Linked DNA regions of Homo sapiens: region 1 is linked to region 2. A link is a loop called in an ENCODE intact Hi-C map of the cell type or tissue named here. Cell type or tissue: tibial artery. All regions are shown on one strand. Each heading gives the region's core, and the rest is flanking DNA. Links, peaks and the distances in the headings are about the cores only. Region 1 overlaps STARD4-AS1 (STARD4 antisense RNA 1). Region 2 overlaps NREP (neuronal regeneration related protein).

Region 1 (4,395 bases), core at 262-4,261, 70 kb after region 2:
ACTCAATGAAACCCTGCTTTACTCACCCTTTAAGCCATGGGCCAGCCTAAATTTTCATTTTCATGGCCGTGGGAGGGACAAGAACCCCCATCTTTAGCTGAACTAAGGAAAAGTCCTGCAACATTTTTGACGCACAACGTGGTGGCTTGAGAAGCCGTGAGTGAAATGGGGACTCAAAACTTCTCTCTGTTGCTCCTAAGCATTTTCATCCTCCGACTTCTGAGGGTGAGGGAAAGATGCCCCCAAACCTGGTGGCTCCCGGGGGCGGGGGGGTCAGGAGAAAGGCCCTTTCCTTCCTTTTTTGGGAAGGACAGGTGAGCAGGAAGTCCTCTCTCCCCCTCCCCTTCCTGCAGAGGCTGGGACTCATAGCCCAAGGGTCCTGCACAGCCCGCTGGCTGGAAGGGGTTCAGCTTTGAACTTTAGTTTTGAGTAAGATAGGAAAAGCCGAAGAAGTGGCGGAAGAATTGTGGAAATTAATCTTGCAGAAGAGGTTCTCTGTGTGAACTTATTAACTAAATTTAAAGGGGTTATAAAAGGTTTTTGCTTCTTTAAATGTCTAAGTCATCATTTTGGCAATAGAAATCACGTATGATAATCTGGAACTCTCTTTCGTAATATCAAGTGTTTTAAACCTTGAACATTTAACCTTGAACCTTGAACATTTAACCTTGAACCTTGAACAGCCTTCTCAAAATCAAAATTTTGAAAAGTTTCAAAATTGTCTTCCCTGGCATCTGGCTTTTCGAATACTTAAGAGGGCCCCTAAAGTGTCCAGAAAAGAGAGGTAAACAGGATTATTTGGCATGTTTAGGTACATGGGATTGCCAAAATGATGCTCAGTCTTCTTTAGGTTATATCTTGGTGAATAATGCTAATATATATTCCAAAATTGCATGGGATTTCTAAAATTCTAATGTCTGAGTATATGCTATCAATCACAATTAAGGTTTTTATGTTAAGTTATTGTAAACCACAGGGATAACCAAGCTTCTTTGTCAATTGTGTTTCTAATTTTAACTACCCTGGACATTTTGCTATTCACAGACAATTGTTGTCTTGTTTTAATTCTTTTCAAAAGATGGTTTATAATAGGGTATAAGACTCTGATAAGTGCTTTCAGATACAATTTCTGATTTTATTTGAGACAATCAGGTTTCTGATAACTTTGCAGATTGTAACATTGGAATAAAGGAAAATGTACAAGACTCATGAAGAGCTGAAATGTTCACGAATATCGAGCAAAACCAGAGTTAACTAAATGGACTGAACTCAGAAAGCTGAAGAAACCTTTTTACTTTTGCTTGGAATATTGGTGATCCTTTTTTAGTTTTTCAGAGCCAAGGAAACTTATTTTGAGCTATTTATGGCCTTTAATAATTAAGTAAGGTATACACTCCTGTGATCAAGATTTGGAGCATGTTTGTTTCTCTCTGCCTGGTTTCTCTAGAATTTGGAAACTGTGAGTATTCTTATGGCAATATAGTTGTTTGCATCAGTGCAGTAAGACTCCATTTTTCTTTTGCAACAGGACACAGTTGGAAAAACTGGTAATTTTACCAAGGCTTTGACTGGAAGGGTATGCTTCCCTTTCAGGAGTCAATCTAGATTTGCAGAGTCAATAAAAGCCTAGTGGGGAAACTAGCCTCATACTATCACCTACACAGTCCCTGTACAGGGTTACTGACCTGTGGTCAGTAAAGAATGTCACTAACAGCTCTAGGAGCTTCAAGTTTATCTTGGGACCTTAAGAGGAGAGGATCACCCAACTCACAGGTATTTGAGGATACAAACCCATGGTTGGGCTTGGCTTTAAAAGGTCTTATCTGAGATTCCTTGTGGAACAGAATTCCATCAAAGCCAATCCAAAAGGCCTATGTAGAAATAATTATTCTTGCTGCACTTTATGCAAATAATCAGGCCAAGTATAAAGCTAAAGTCTGTTTTGCAAACCACTCAGTTCCTATGATGATTTGTTTTTTAATAAATATGAGGACTGGAGAGAGAGAAATCATATTTGAAAACTTATCATACATTTGTCATTAAATTCTAAACTCACTAGTTGTTTTTAAGTCTTTGCCTACATTTTAGGTTTGCTCCTGTGAATCAACTAGCAATCCCTGGCTGCAGCTCAGAAAGAACAAAAGGGGTGGGTAATATAGAAATTCGGATCAATATTCTAGTTCTGAGCAATTATCCTGCAAATACTGCCAGGTGATGCACATCATGCGAAGGTTTCCTTTTTGGGAAAGGAAGACCAAGGGAACTAACCAAAGCTAAGCACCATGCACCCAAATCCTAGCAAGCATAACTATAGCCACCAGTTATCTGGATGTGTCACAAGACATCCTTTCCTCCCCCTTGTTGGAGGACTCAGTTCCACAGTTTCACCTTAGCATTTGGTTTATGATAAGGAGTCCATACAAACACCTCCCCACTATTCCCCAACTCCTCCAGACACATTTTTGTCCCAGACTCAATTCCAAGCTTCAGGTCAAAGCCCTAGGAAAGAAAACTGGATCTAAGGGATCCAGAGGCAAATGACAACAGAGGTTAAAAAGCACAGTGCAGGTGAGCATGGCTGATTCCTGTCAATTAAGCCAACCCCAAGCTTCCTATTTCATGGATAAAGGCCATGTTAGTATCCATGGCATAAATGAGGCCTAGGGAATCCAAGACCACTGACAGCAGGGGAGATAGGGCATATGTGGGTAAGAGCAGATGATTCCTACCCCCTAGGCCCCCCTGCTTCATGGGTACAAGCTGCTTTGGCACTCATGGTGGGACCTGACAAGGTCACCAGGACTCGGGGATGCAAGGATGGAAGAGGGAAAGAGGATGCTCTTCCTTCTTTCCCTCATGTACCCTGGGTATCTGCTAGGAAGAGAAGGGAACCAAGGATGCCTGCTCCCTTCTTTCTAGATGGGTAGCCATTCATCTTCAGTCTGTTCCCCTTTAGAATGCATCCTGAACCCCTGGGACTTCTTTGAAAAATACACCTTCTTTTTATTCCTTTCTCTTCTTTTGTTGTCTCTTCGCCAATAGGTAATCATGTCTCCATATTACAAGACACTCCCCTCAGATGCACCCTCCAAATTGGAAAGAGTTAATTCCCCAAACCTTAAACTGGTTGGCTTAGGGCTGGGGCCCACAGGAAGTGAACCCAGACACCTGATATGCAGCAAAAGGGTAAAGTTTTTTTTGCCAGTTGGGCTTTTGGCCTTCCTCTCCCTGAGCAAACTGGTAAAAGGCCTCAGAATTTTTGAGCTGTCTTTACCCCTCCCCTTGTTTTGTTTTGATACATGTTTTCTAATAACCTGGTTTGTCGGTTCTTGCCTTCAGGCCACCAAACTCCAAACAGTCATGCAACTGGAACCTCTGACAATGGCCCCTTTTGCTGGGGACCCTTATATCAGCCTCTGAGAGAGCTCTGACTGCTGTTTCCCCAAAACAACACCCCCTGTCAGCAGGAAGGATTTAAGATCGGTCTTTGTCCTTGTCCTTAATCCAATGGCAGTTAGATGTACTTCTTTAGAGGGGAGAATGAGACAGCCAGGTGGGAGGGAGTCCCTGGAGAAACTCCAAACAGCCTGCCCACTGAGGTGGAGCCTCAGGAAGTTCATAATGTTTGCAGCAGGGAGGAACCTGGTCCCTCGCCTTCCTGTGTGGAACCTGGGATTCAAACTGCCAGGAGGGAAGCACTCTAACAGAGGGACTCTGGCCTTGCAAGAGTCCCTGTTCCTCAGGTTTTTCCCTTTTCACCCAATAAAACCCTACTTTACTCACCCTTTAAGCCATCTGACAGCCCAAATTTTCATGGCCGTGGGACAGAGAAGAACCCTGTCTTTAGCTGAACTAAAGAAAAGTCCTGCAACAGTTTCCTATCCCCCTGTATTATTCACCACACTTGCAATACCTGGTTTAGTGCCTGTACAAAGATCCCATGAAGGTATCTGTCTTCTTTACCCTTTTACACTTCAGAACCTAGTATGGTCCTTGGCAGACAGAATGCCTCCAATAAATATTTGTGAAATAAATAAGAATCTAAGCGTTCCTTTCTGGAGTCTTACAATCATTTTAATTTCTTTATCACTGCTTTGCTCTGGAATTACTTCAGTTATCCTTATTTTTTTCTAGAAGAAAAATGTTTTATAATCTGAGAATATGGAATGCTTAACAAAATTGGATTGTACCCTGAGTAGATAATGTACTTCAAAAGTGTATTCAATGGTCAGTAGATAATGTACTTCAAAAGTGTATTAAAAAGAAATCAATGTTACTTCTAATTTGAAAAATGGAGATATAGAAAAAGAAGATCTGAGAATCACTCTCATGTATTTTCCCCAATAATATTAAGTCAAAAATAATATTAAGTTAAAAAAAATAAAGTACTAAGAA
Region 2 (4,395 bases), core at 276-4,275:
TTCTGGGATAATGCGAGGGCAGCAGGATAGTGGAAGGAACTGAAGTTTAGAATCTGGAAACCTAGTGTGAGTTTCAGTCCTACCCTACACTACCTGTGTGACTTGGGGCAAGTCGACCTTTTTGAGTTTCAATTTCTTCATTTGTTTAATGATAAGACCAATATTATTGGCTTATCATCAGGACAAATTAAGTAATGTATGCAAAATTGCTTTGTAAGCTAGGATGTGCTACAAATGTCACTGGTGTAGAGCAAAGATAGTTAGTTACTGTTCAATTATTCCGAAGAGTGAACACACTTAGCCATCTACATTTCCTACCCTAGATTCCCTGACAAAATGGATTGATCGGGGTATACCAAGCATTACAGTCAACTCAATGATTAGGTTACCTCAATTACGGCTTCCAAAACCAAAATGTAAACACACATCTAAGTCTGTTTGTTAATCTGTTAATGAGGTGTGACTCTTAATTGTTGTTTATTAAATGTGAGGCTTATTTATTGCAGAATTTGGAGAATCTGATCTGGAGGGAATCTTACCTAATTTCACTCTGCTTTCAATCAGAACTATATTAAATGTGAATTAGCCCTGACAGATGGTTGTTGGATTCTGTTTCTAAATTTTTTAAAGAAGATTTCACAGTTTTTCTCTAATTTCTTTTAGTAATTTGACAATTCTTATGCTGAGTTCTTCCTTAGAGCTGACCCAAATCTTAGTTGTAATTTTAAGGCCTTTCCCCTCTCCTGTCATTACTTGAAGATGGAGAACAGCTGGTCGGCAACCTTATGCTAATCATCCTTTGTATATTTAAAGAAGAGTTACTCAGTTCCACTCCCTCGCTCCACCCCCTCCCACCACCGAATTCATCAGCTAGTATTCTCTGAATCATTCATGGTGATGACACCTATCTCCCGCCCCTCCCTCAGACACTTGGCTGTTTCAGGCAGCTGGGCAGAATGTGTTGTCACTGGCCACATGGACTTGGAGAGAATCTGGGCTGCTGCTTTCTTTCCTCTTTTATTTTATTCATAATCTTTGGCCTTCTAATAAATGATCAGAATAACCCTTAACAGTGTTTGATGGAGTTTTGCAAGGATACTTATAGAATCCTTTGAAAGTTAGACCTCCCCGATGACTTAGTGCACTCAGCCAGACATACCATGAAGCTGCTACTTTGCCTGCTAAAAATAACATTGATTGATATCTCTGCTTTATTGGACTTAATCTTGGAAGACATCGAGCTGAAACTCTCCTGAGTGCAGTGCGTGTTCAGAAGCACACTAACAGTTTGAAAGAGTTAATGGTTTCCCCAGTGCTCTAAGTGGTAGTCGGGAATAAGTAACCATTGAGGAGAATTGAGCTCATTAAGGTTATCCCGTGTAGTTTCAGAGTGGATCCTGTTTTTAATCTGAATGTGTATGCTTTTGTGTCTCTATAGGTTTATTACCCAGAACTCTTTGTCTGGGTCAGTCAAGAACCATTTCCAAACAAGGACATGGAGGGAAGGCTTCCTAAGGTAAGATCCTTAGATGCCATATTGTTAACACTATTTTCAATATAGAAACAATTGTTTTAAAATATCAGAGCTTTTTCATTTGAATACCCATTATAGGCTGCTATAACAATCCATTAATCTGATACTATGATGACCTTGGAAATAATGTACTTTTAAAAAATATCCTAAAGTCCTATGACTTAAAGTTCACATTATCTTCCTTCATAAATGAAAAATTTTCATTTAAAACATGGAATCAGTTTATCAAAGTACAGTTTACAGGTTTTAAGTCTGTTCCATTTCTGGTTAGACAAACTCAAATACAATGATCAAACTAAAAGATTTCTTAAAAGTATGATGACTATTAATTGTCTGCTAATGAAGTCTGAAGGTCTGATAAGATTATCCATGAAGCAAAAGGGAGGAACAAAAAAACTGTTACATTTCTTTCTTCTAATTTTTGAGCCTAAAAACCATTTTTTATAAACGTGGTTTCATTGTTCTGACATCTTAGGTGTGGCAGTTCTCTGCCTCAAGAAAATTTGTAAAATTTATATTTTAGATTTTAGCATAATTTCTGAAACAAACAATAACAACTACTTACCAGTTTTTACTGTAGATACTGGACTTTGCCTCTTAGGGTGAATACTTGTTTGACTTCAAGCGGGGAGAGTATACTTTTTAACCAATGACTTGCTGATTTTGCAGTTAAGAAAGAAAAACAGAATCCACTGAAAATAAAATTTCTATTTGAAAGTTTCATAAGTGTAATTGACTAACGGTGAGTCCTCCCCCAGCTGTTACTGGTATTTCAATGTTTAAGAAATTATTTTATTTACACTAAATAGTATCAACAATTCCCTATCTTATACTGGCAGGCAGAAACTGAAGAGGTTGTATCAACTGGCAGTTTGCACTGAAAGAAAACAATCTTAAATCACTTTTAATCTTGCAGAGCATTTTTGAAGGTCAAGGTTGAAATCACTGGCAGGAAAGTAGGTGAACAAAATGGTTTGACCCTGCCTGAACTAGACTTGCACTGATTTGTAGAGCTGGAGTGGAAGAGAGCTAAAATAGTAGCGCTTTCCTTAAAAGACACCCACACCCCACCACCTCACCAGCAGCACACCAGCGGCACGAGCAGTATAACCACAGACATTCGTCACTGTGCCAGATCAGGGCATAATTCTCTTAAGGCAGCTGAGGCCTTCACATTAGTTCTTGCCTCATTCAGGCATCCAGAGGTCCTCTCTCTTTGATACTGGTGACATAAACCAGAGGGGCAAGACTAGGCATAGTTCCTTGATGAGTTCAGTGGTGCCTCACCGTACCCTTAGAAAGCCAGCCCTGCTGTGCTAGGTCTTGTCTCACACAAAGACATGCTCCCAGGGGTGGGCACCGTGGATCATGGTATTCAGGTCTTCTGCTATTTTAAGTTCTTTCTTCTCTAAATATGTGAATAATATTTTAAGCATAGTGTTATTTGTTCTTTTTCCAGAAGTTCCCTTCTGGAAAAGCATATCTTTGTATAATTGTAGGAAAAATAATCTTGACTTACTTGGTCCAAAGCACATTATTAACTGGGGATTAATTTCCTAGTAGTCATCTGTCGGGAGGGCTGATCCACCCCGAGGCACATTAACTGGCGTGACTTTCAGGACGGCGGGGCTGTGGGAGCCACTGGACACATCTGCCCCCCAACCCCTAGCCTCTTGAATTACTCAAGTCCCTCAGCTCTGTTGGCACAAATACGTGCTGGATGATAGAAGAACCGTTTTTCCCATGGATGAACTTTTTTTGGCTTGAATTCTTACAAGGCCTGACTTCTGGATCTGGAGAAAGAAGACTTCTTTGTGTCCCATCTTCAAAATGCCTCCTCCACTTGTTGCAGAAGCCTAAAATTCCTTTAGTTGGGGCAGAAAGCCTATTATTATTTAAAAAAAAAAAAAATAGTGGGAGGGTGTGTGGATTGAAATCAGTCAGGGGAAGAGGATTGAAATCTAGTAAATGCAGGACTCCATAGGGAGAACGCACAGAACTCTGTCTCCTCAGGAGCACCTCTCTCCACGGGCATGGTGGGCTCCAGGCCCTCAGGGTGCTTCAGTAGCACACCTCCCTGTGGGCCCTACTACCATTGCCTCATGAGGGTCCAGTCTGTATGCTTGTCTTCCACACAGCAAGTTAATGAAGGGTGAGATGGGCAGGGACTGTTACTGTTTCTGTTTCAATCTCTCTCTAAGCTTGAAATCGAATAGAGTACTCCAGCCATAGTAGGCACTCAGAAAATGAATAATTAATGAAGAAATGTATATTATCTGGGACCTTGAAACAGAAAAAATGGTAAAAATGGTAAATTCAAATCTGAAATAATCGTCACTTTCTTTTTTTCTGGAAGTGCCTCTTCCCAAATCCCTAGCTCTTCCTTTTGTTTTGTTGTGTATGTTTCATGGAGGTAGAAGATTAGTACTGAGACTGAGATTTAAATAGAGAGATACACTAACGTTCTGTATATTCACTTTTGAACAGAGTAAGTCTGAACTGGAGCAGTTTTAAGGCAAGCTGTGTAAAGACTATAATTGTTGAGTTAACATTTATCAACTTTTGGTTTTCCTTCTTTTCTTGCCTGTGACAATTAACAGCCATTGAACTCTTCATTTGTCCAAAACCTAAGTTTGTCCTATCCTGAACCATGGTAACTGGTTGACTGTGGGGTGAGGTGGGGTCGGGCTGGCAGCATTATTTTAAAGACACTGGGATTACAGTGGATTTCCTTTTTTTTTTTTTTTTTTTAAATTTTGGGACTGTGTACCAAGATTCCAAGATTGAAATTATTTTCACAACTGCAAGTAACTACCCAATATTATGCTTTTGGAAATTGAATCTAGACCCTTAAGGGTGTG

Evidence for each region. A loop is a pair of places that touch in the nucleus more often than their neighbours do. Peaks named below come from ENCODE experiments on the same cell type or tissue, not always from the same donor. Only the 100,000 strongest peaks of a DNase experiment are listed, where the experiment ranks them.
Region 1: it touches region 2 in a loop (2.5-fold over the local background); 4 of 110 quality-filtered maps call a loop at or near these places.

Annotation. Positions count from the first base shown.
Region 1 is chr5:111,662,518-111,666,912 of GRCh38, reverse strand. All of the region lies in intron 1 of STARD4-AS1 (STARD4 antisense RNA 1), which reads right to left. Among named protein-coding and RNA genes, the nearest start is that of NREP, 92 kb to the left of the region's middle. In tibial artery, for the core only: no CTCF peak of the experiment used is centred there; no DNase peak of the experiment used is centred there.
Region 2 is chr5:111,732,551-111,736,945 of GRCh38, reverse strand. It overlaps NREP (neuronal regeneration related protein), which reads left to right. Exons shown (of 4, transcript NM_004772.4): 3 at 1,439-1,516. STARD4-AS1 (STARD4 antisense RNA 1) reads right to left here. Exons shown (of 7, transcript NR_040093.1): 6 at 2,100-4,395. Among named protein-coding and RNA genes, the nearest start is that of NREP, 22 kb to the left of the region's middle. In tibial artery, for the core only: no CTCF peak of the experiment used is centred there; no DNase peak of the experiment used is centred there; H3K27ac peaks cover 1,976 bases.